2 separate regions of the Homo sapiens genome follow, and region 1 is linked to region 2. Evidence: read pairs that join two places in POLR2A ChIA-PET (ENCODE). Cell type or tissue: GM12878. All regions are shown on one strand. Links, peaks and the distances in the headings refer to the core of each region. The heading gives the core; the rest is flanking DNA. Region 1 overlaps SETDB1 (SET domain bifurcated histone lysine methyltransferase 1). Region 2 overlaps GOLPH3L (golgi phosphoprotein 3 like).

Region 1 (4,523 bases), core at 314-4,313, 270 kb after region 2:
GGTGATCTGCCCGCCTCAGCCTCCCAAAGTGCTGGGATTAAAGGCATGAGCCACCGCGCCTGGCCGTTATTCTTTTATTCCTTTACTTTGTGAATAAACTTGCTTTCACTTTAATAAAAGAAAAAGTATTATCTAAGTCAAAAAACAATGTATGCCAGCGTCCATGCCAGTCAATAATGGGAACTGAGAGTCTAAGCACTTACTCAAAATGTGTCCATTGCTGCTTTTTTTTTTTGAGACGAAGTCTTGTTCTGTTGCCCAGGCTGGAGTACAGTGATGTGATCTCGGCTCACTGCAACCTCCACCTCCTGGTTTCAAGTGATTGTCCTGCGCCTTCCGAGCAGCTGGAATTACAGATGTGCACCACCATGCCCATCTAATTTTTGTATTTTTAGTAGAGACGGGGTTTCACCATGTTGGCCAGGCTGGTCTCAAACTCATGACCTCAAGCAACCTGCCCACTTCGGCCTCCCAAACTGCTGGGATTACAGGCAAGAGCCACTGCGCCCAGCCATTGCTTCCTTTTTATATTGTATAAGTTAAGGATCAGATGTGTGACTGAATACAAGCGTCATAGCTATCATCTTCTCAGTGCTCAATTTCCTTTTTCCTATAGGTGCTGTGAGGAGCAAAGGCCCTGTTGTCCAGTACACACAGGATCTGACCGGTACTGGAACCCAGTTCAAGCCAGTGGAACCCCCACAGCCTACAGCTCCACCTGCCCCACCTTTCCCACCTGCTCCACCTCTATCCCCCCAAGCAGGTGACAGTGAGTGAGTGTTATTCTTTCTTTTTCTTCAGTTTCTTTCATATTATATTTTCCACATCCCTTACTATATGCCCTCTTCTCTAATCTCCTAGAAGCTTGGAAAGCCAGCTTGCCCAGTCACGGAAGCAGGTAGCCAAAAAGAGCACGTCCTTTCGACCAGGATCTGTGGGCTCTGGTCATTCCTCCCCTACATCTCCTGCACTCAGTGAAAATGTCTCTGGTGGGAAACCTGGGATCAACCAGACATATAGGTGAGAAAATCTGAGGCTCTCTGTAGGCAGGATAGCAATGAGTGGTCACTGTGTAGGGGAAGGTTCCTTGGCTGTAAGCGAAGGGCTTAGTTTAAGCTTATGATAGTGAGGAGTTTGGACTTGAAAAGGAAGCTTTACCCATAGAAGTTCCTAAGAAATAGAAAGTAAGAATAATTGAATTGGAAGCTGGGTGCTTGGAAATATGGTATCATCTGAAAGCCATTTGTTAAAACTTCTTGTTGAACATGGTGCCATCATTGCTAAAATAGAAAGGAAACACCACAGCCTCTTTCCTTGGAGTTAGTAAGGACATTTTTAGAACACGCAGCAGACCAAAAAAACATTGGTAGAAGACTGGATTCTACTTCCATAATTCACAGGCAAATACATTTTAGGAAAAGGTATACTGTTGAAATAGAGATGTTAGGCCGGGCGCGGTGGCTCATGCCTGTAATCCCAGCACTTTGGGAGGCCGAGGCGGGTGGATCACCTGAGGTCGGGAGTTCGAGACCAGCCTGGCCAACATGGAGAAACCCTGTCTCTACTAAAAAATACAAAATTAGCCAGGCGTGGTGGCGCATGCCTGTAATCCCAGCTACTCAGGACGCTGAGGCAGGAGAATCGCTTGAACCCAGGAGGCAGAGGTTGTGGTGAGCCAAGATCGTGCCATTGTACTCCAGCCTAGGCAAAAAGAGCGAAACTTGTCTCAAAAAAAAAAAGAGAAATAGAGATGTTATCAGTCAGTGAAGAGTAACCAGGGAGTTTCATTGTCCAGGTTTGGTAGGGCAAGGGAAGATCTTTCTTGAATCATCTTTAGCTTCAGGAGCACAGCTGTTTGAAAGATGAGAGAAATGGCTTAGCTACCTGGAGGGTTAATTATAAAACAGAGGTCCTGTTGCCTTCCGATCTGATCACTTGCATCTCATTTGCAGATCACCTTTAGGCTCCACAGCCTCTGCCCCAGCACCCTCAGCACTCCCGGCCCCTCCAGCACCCCCAGTCTTCCATGGCATGCTGGAGCGGGCCCCAGCAGAGCCCTCCTACCGTGCTCCCATGGAGAAGCTTTTCTACTTACCTCATGTCTGCAGCTATACCTGTCTGTCTCGAGTCAGACCTATGAGGAATGAGCAGTACCGGGGCAAGAACCCTCTGCTGGTCCCGTTACTATATGACTTCCGGCGGATGACAGCCCGGCGTCGAGTTAACCGCAAGATGGGCTTTCATGTTATCTATAAGACACCTTGTGGTCTCTGCCTTCGGACAATGCAGGAGATAGAACGCTACCTTTTCGAGACTGGCTGTGACTTCCTCTTCCTGGAGATGTTCTGTTTGGATCCATATGTTCTTGTGGACCGAAAGTTTCAGCCCTATAAGCCTTTTTACTATATTTTGGACATCACTTATGGGAAGGAAGATGTTCCCCTATCCTGTGTCAATGAGATTGACACAACCCCTCCACCCCAGGTGGCCTACAGCAAGGAACGTATCCCGGGCAAGGGTGTTTTCATTAACACAGGCCCTGAATTTCTGGTTGGCTGTGACTGCAAGGATGGGTGTCGGGACAAGTGAGTTGGTGGGGGGAATTGCTGCCCCTGCTTCCAACTTTGTTATGGTGTCTGTTTCACCTCTTCCTTTGCCTTGTATCTGTACTGCTTTCCCCATCTTCCTTTACCTCCTCCCTCACCTGGAACTCCTGCTATAAGGCCTCCATGAAAGCTATGAGGTAGGGAGGCTGGAGTCTGACATGGCCACACTGAGCAACCTTGGGTACATGTGTATTGTGTTATTTTTGTTCTCTGATCCCCCCGCTCCTTTCCTTTATTTCCCTCTGTCATATAGGTCCAAGTGTGCCTGCCATCAACTAACTATCCAGGCTACAGCCTGTACCCCAGGAGGCCAAATCAACCCTAACTCTGGCTACCAGTACAAGAGACTAGAAGAGTGTCTACCCACAGGGTAAGTGGTCAAGGAATGGCACAGTACCTCAGAGAGACTGAGGAGCATGTTCTTGTTTTTCTGTGCTTATAGAAATCATCAGAAATCTAAAAATTGGAACCAAAAATAGAATACCAGATGAGGCATTTTATTAATTAGATCTTATTTCATGACTTCCAAAACACATTTTTTTTCTTGGACCTTCCTTGAAATGAAGACATAGAATGATTGAATAGTATCTAGCAATTTTCTGTTGCAAAAAAAGATTATCTTAATTTCATAGCTAAATGAATGTCTTAACAGATTGTGATTTACACTTGTAAGTGAAATGTGTTCAGAGAGGAGAAGTAGGCAGGGACCTGATTACATAGGGCTTTGTAAATCAGAATGAAAAAAGTTAGAATCAGGCTGGCACAGTGGCTCACACCTGTAATCCCAGCACTTTCGGAGGCCAAGGTGGGTGGATCACCTGAGGTCAGGAGTTTGAGACCAGCCTGGCCAACCTGGTGAAACCCTGTCTCTACTAAAAATACAAAAATTAGCCGGGGGTGGTGGCGGGTGCCTGCAGTCCCAACTACTTGGGAGGCTGAGGCAGGAGAATCGCTTGAATCCAGGAGGCAGAGGTTGCAGTGAGCCAAGATCATGCCACTGCACTTCAGCCTGGGTGACAAGAGCGAGACTCTGCCTTAAAAAAAAAAAAAGAAAAGTTAGAATCAAATTCATGGTGCTCTTACAGGATTTTAAGCTGCCAAGTGATGTGACCTGCCTTTTTCAGATTACTCTGGCTTCTTTGTAGATCATAGGTCTTAGGATGGCAAAAGTAGATTTTGGAAGACCAATTAGGAGATCGTTATAGGAGTACAGCAGAGAGAGACATTGTTGCAGCTATGACTTGCAATAGAATGGAGGTGATAGTAGAGGTAAGAAGGATAGATTTGGGCTGTATTAATAGGTAGAGCTACAGAATTGGATAGATTATGGAGTGGGGGGAAAGAGTAGAATCAAGGACAATTCCTAAATTTTTGGCTTGAGCATCTTAGTGGTTGTTGGTGCTTTTTACTGAGATGGAAGACCGAAGGAGTAGTAGGTTTGAGTGAAATTCAGTTTTTGTTTTGGCCATGTTAAGTTTGAAATGCCGCCGGGCGCAGTGGCTCACGCCTGTAATCCCAGCACTTTGGGAGGCTGAGGCGGGCGGATCACCTGAGGTCGGGAGTTCAAGACCAGCCTTGACCAACATGGAGAAATCCCGTCTCTACTAAAAATACAAAAAAAAAAAATTAGCCGGGCATGGTGGCGCATGCCTGTAATCTCAGCTACTCGGGAGGCTGAGGCAGGAGAATTGCTTGAATCTGGGAGGCGGAGGTTGTGGTGAGCTAAGATCGCACCATTGCACTCCAGCCTGGGCAACAAGAGCGAAACTCAGTCTCAGAAAACAAAACAAAACAAAAAGTTTGAAATGCCTGTCAGGCAATCCAAGTAGAAATGTCAAGAAGACACTGGGATTTCTGGAGAGAGTGGGATATAAAAATTTAGGAATCATCAGCACAGGAGTATTTAAAGCCTGAATA
Region 2 (4,216 bases), core at 217-4,216:
TAAAGTTAATAATAATATACATTTATTCAATGGAATCCTATGAAACCATTAAAAATAATGGGGTATGTTTATATTTATTGGCATAAAATATGTCCACATTATAATACTTGGAAAAAGAAGGCTACAAAATGATATGTCTGATTATAATCAATTTTTTGGTAATTATGCATCTGTGGCTGGGCATGGTGGCTCACACCTGTAATCCTAGCACTTTGGGAGGCTGAGGCAGGTGGATCACCTGAGGCCATGAATTCAAGACCAGCCTGGCCAACGTGGCAAAGCCCTGTCTCTACTAAAAATACAAAAATTAGCTGGGTATGTGGCAGGCGCCTGTAATCCCATCTACTCTGGTAACTGAGGCATGAGAATTGCTTGAACTTGGGAGGTGGAGCTTTCAGTGAGCTGCAGGTACCACGGCACTCCAGCCTGAGTGACAGAGGAGACAATGTCTCAAAGAAAAAAAAAAATGATGCATCTGTGTATACATATATATGCACTGAAAACAGTCTATAAGGATATATATTACAATTTTAACAGTAGTTATCTTTGGGAAGCAAGATTATAGGTGGTTTTTATTTTCTTCTTTACACCTTTAAAAAAAGGTATAATTTACATAGAGTGAAATGCATAGATGTTAAGTTCAGTGAGTTTTGACAAAAGCATATATCCATGTTATCTCACACCCCAAGCAAGATCTGCAACACTTCTATCATCCCAGTAAGTGTTCTCATGGAGGGCCAGGAGCGGTGGCTCACACCTGTAATCCCAGCACTTTGGGAGGCTGAGGCAGGTAGATCACTTGAGTCTAGGAGTTTGAGACCAGCCTGGGCAACATGGCAAAATCCCAGCTCTATAAAAATTACAAAGAATTAGCTGGGCGTGGTGGCCTGCACCTGTAGTTCCAGCTACTTGGGAAGCTGAGGCAGGGGGATCACCTGCTCCTGGGGAAGGTGAGGCTTCAGTGAGCCCTGATAGTGCCACTGCACTCCAGTCTTGGTGACAGACTCTTTCTCAAAAAAAAAAAAAAAAAAAAAAAAAAAAAGTGTTCTCATGTAGATCTCTGTCTGAATTTCTTAGGGTAAATGTATTTCACTTTTAAAGTATCAAAAAGTAATAAAATTACTTTTATATCTTAGACAAATTTTAAAAACTAACTAAAAAAGAAAACAAATAAAAAAGAGAATACAGTAACCTCAAACCCTTTGATTCAGTATTTTTTTCTATTTGCCATTCCTACCTTAAACTTCTTGGACAACTGTGAATAGGTAAGGTCAAACAGAGAAAATAAAGAATAACTGGCACGGACTTTCTTCCTTTTCCATGTTCCTATAGCATTTTTTTGGTACCTTTCTCCTAGTACTTACATACTGTGTCTAGCTGTATGGTTACTGCATAAATATCTTTTCTCCTCTATCAAATCCCTATGCTTCTGTAGGAAGATAAGCGCATCTTACTTACTTTTATATTTTCCTTACTTTTCTCAGTGCCTTGCATCAAGGAGGTACTCAAGGCCGGGTGCAGTGGCTCATGCCTATAGTCCCAGCACTTTGGGAGGCCGAGGCAGGCAGATCACATGAGGTCAGGAGTTCATGACCTGCCCAGGCAACATGGCGAAACCCCATCGCTATTAAAAATACAAAAATTGGCCTGGAGCGGTGGCTCACGCCTGTAATCCCAGCACTTTGGAAGGCCGAGGCGGGCGGATCACGAGGTCAGGAGATCGAGACCATCCTGGCCAACATGGTGAAACCCCGTCTCTACTAAAAATACAAAAAATTAGCTGGGCGTGGTGGTGGGCGCCTGTAGTCGCAGCTACCCGGGAGGCTGAGGCAGGAGAATGGCGTGAACCCGGGAGGCGGAGCTTGCAGTGAGCCGAGATCGCGCCACTGCACTCCAGCCTGGGCGACAGAGACTCTGTCTCAAAAAAAAAAAAAAAAAAAAAATTAGCTGGGCTTGGTGGTGGGAGCCTGTAATCCCAGCTACTCGGGAGGCTGAGGTACCAGAAGTACTTGAACCCAGGAGGCGGAAGCAGCGAGCCAAGATCACGCTGCTGCACTCCAGCTTGGGTGACAGAGCGAGACTCTCTCTCAAAAAAAAAAAAAAAAAAAAAAAAAAAAAAAAAAGAGAGATACTCAATAAATGTTGGCTCACTTGAGCTGGAGAAAAAAAATCACATCATTAGACAATTTAATGATACTTCCTGAGAGTGAGCTGTCCTTCAGGCGGATGTACATAAATAAATATGCAATTATCTTCATAACCTATTTTTTCTAAAACCTTTCTAAATCATTGTTATGAGCTGAATTGTGTCCCCTCAAATTTCATATGTTGAAGTTATAACCCCCATTACCTCAGAATACATCTGTCTTTGAAGATAGGGCTTTTAGAAGAGGTGATTAAGTTAAAATGAGGGTGTTATAGTGGGCCCTAAACCAATCTGACTGGTGTTCTTTTGAGAGGAGGAAATTTGGACACCTAGAGACGCCAGGAAGGCATTTGCATAGAGGACACAGCAGGAAGTCTGCAGGGCAAGGTGAGAAGTCTCAGAAGAAACCAAACCCATCAATCTTGATCTTGGACTTCTAATCCCTAGAACTGTGAGAAAATTAATTTCTGTCATTTAAGCCACCAAGTCTGTGGTATTTTAGCAGGGCATCTTTAGCAAACTAATATAATCCTACTCTCACAGAAAAATCTAGAAGAGGCTTGTCTAGTCATTTAGTCTTAAGCTTTTTTAATGTTTTATTTATTTTTAGAGACAGGGTCTCACTATGTTGCCTAGGCTCGTTTCAAACTCCTGGGCTCAAGCAATCCTCCTGCCTCAGCCTCCCAAAGTGCTGAGATTAAAGGTGTGAGACATGATGCCCAGCCTTGGTTTTAAGCTTTAAGATGCAAGAAAAAATAACTATTTGCTTACTCATATTTATCTCTTTTTAGTATAATAGTGTCTCCCTCCTTCCATAAGGAACATGTGTGACATGGGTTCTAATCTATAGCTGAAGAGTGAACTGACAAGAAAAATAATGACTATTTGTACACTAGACCTTCTGATGTGATTATTTTAATTTTTTTTTTGGAGAGAGTTTCACTCTTGCTGCCCAGACTGTAGTGCAATGGTGCGATCTCAGCTCACTGCAAACTCCGCCTCCTGGGTTTAAGCAATTCTCCTGCCTCAGCCTCCCAAGTAGCTGGGATTACGGGCATGCACTACCACGCCCAGCTAATTTTTGTATTATTAGTAGAGATGGGGTTTCACCATGTTGGCCAGGCTGGTCTCAAATTCCTGACCTCAGGTGATCCACCCGCCTCGGCCTCCCAAAGTGCTGGGATTACAGGTGTGAGCCACCATGCCCAGCGATAATATGATAATTATAATTAAATATTATTTACTTATTCGTTAAACATATCTTCCTTTTGCCAGTTGGGTTATTCAAACTTCTTACTTGGACTTGTTGCCCTTTATGACTAGAATATCTTGTTTCAAAAAGGAGAAGAGAAAAATAATGTATAGAATTTTCCTATTTCCTCCTTAATATTTGAGGCAATGGAATGGAAAATTTGAAGTAAAAATAAAACTAATAAAATCATTCAGAATTCCTTACAGTAGTATTTTCCCTTTTTCTGACATTATTGATGCCTAGTTAATGTTTTTTATAGGATCCCAAAATCTTTTTCCAGGAGTGAGCTTTGCTGGGGTATTAAACATTTGAACAAGAAAGATATGGATAAGACCTGAAAAATAACTCATATGCCAAATATTATTGTGAAACATAATAATCTTTTATCTTAATAGGAGGCATAAATTAAAATCCATATGAATCTGGCCAGATGCAGTGGCTTATGCCTGTAATCCCAGCACTTTGGGAGGCTGAAGCAGGTGGATCACTTGAGGTCAGGAGTTTGAGACTAGCCTGGCCAATATGGTGAAACCCTGTCTCTACTAAAAATAAAAAATTAGCCAGGCGTGGTGGCATGCACCTTATAGTCCCAGCTACTCAGGAGGCTGAGGCAAGAGAATTGCTTGAACCCACGAGGTGGAGGTTGCAGTGGGTTGAGATCGCACCGCTGCACTCTAGCCTGGGCAACAGAATGAGAGTCCATCTCAAAAAATAAAAATAAAAATATAAAAAATAAAATCCATAAGAATCTATTCAAGGAGGTGAAATTATTTGGGTCACACTAAACAGTTAACGATCCTGAACAATTCTCTTTATTT

Evidence for each region. ChIA-PET counts read pairs that join two places held together with the same protein. Peaks named below come from ENCODE experiments on the same cell type or tissue, not always from the same donor. Only the 100,000 strongest peaks of a DNase experiment are listed, where the experiment ranks them.
Region 1: POLR2A ChIA-PET joins it to region 2 with 5 read pairs; 2 of 35 experiments call an interaction of 5 or more read pairs at or near these places.

The regions. Positions count from the first base shown.
Region 1 is chr1:150,948,506-150,953,028 of GRCh38, forward strand. It overlaps SETDB1 (SET domain bifurcated histone lysine methyltransferase 1), which reads left to right. Exons shown (of 22, transcript NM_001366418.1): 11 at 617-773; 12 at 862-1,020; 13 at 1,953-2,585; 14 at 2,860-2,976. Among named protein-coding and RNA genes, the nearest start is that of CERS2, 24 kb to the right of the region's middle. RefSeq lists an enhancer at 1,459-1,603 and a cis regulatory region at 1,531. In GM12878, for the core only: no CTCF peak of the experiment used is centred there; no DNase peak of the experiment used is centred there.
Region 2 is chr1:150,681,611-150,685,826 of GRCh38, forward strand. All of the region lies in intron 2 of GOLPH3L (golgi phosphoprotein 3 like), which reads right to left. Among named protein-coding and RNA genes, the nearest start is that of GOLPH3L, 13 kb to the right of the region's middle. In GM12878, for the core only: no CTCF peak of the experiment used is centred there; a DNase peak (open chromatin) is centred at 2,521.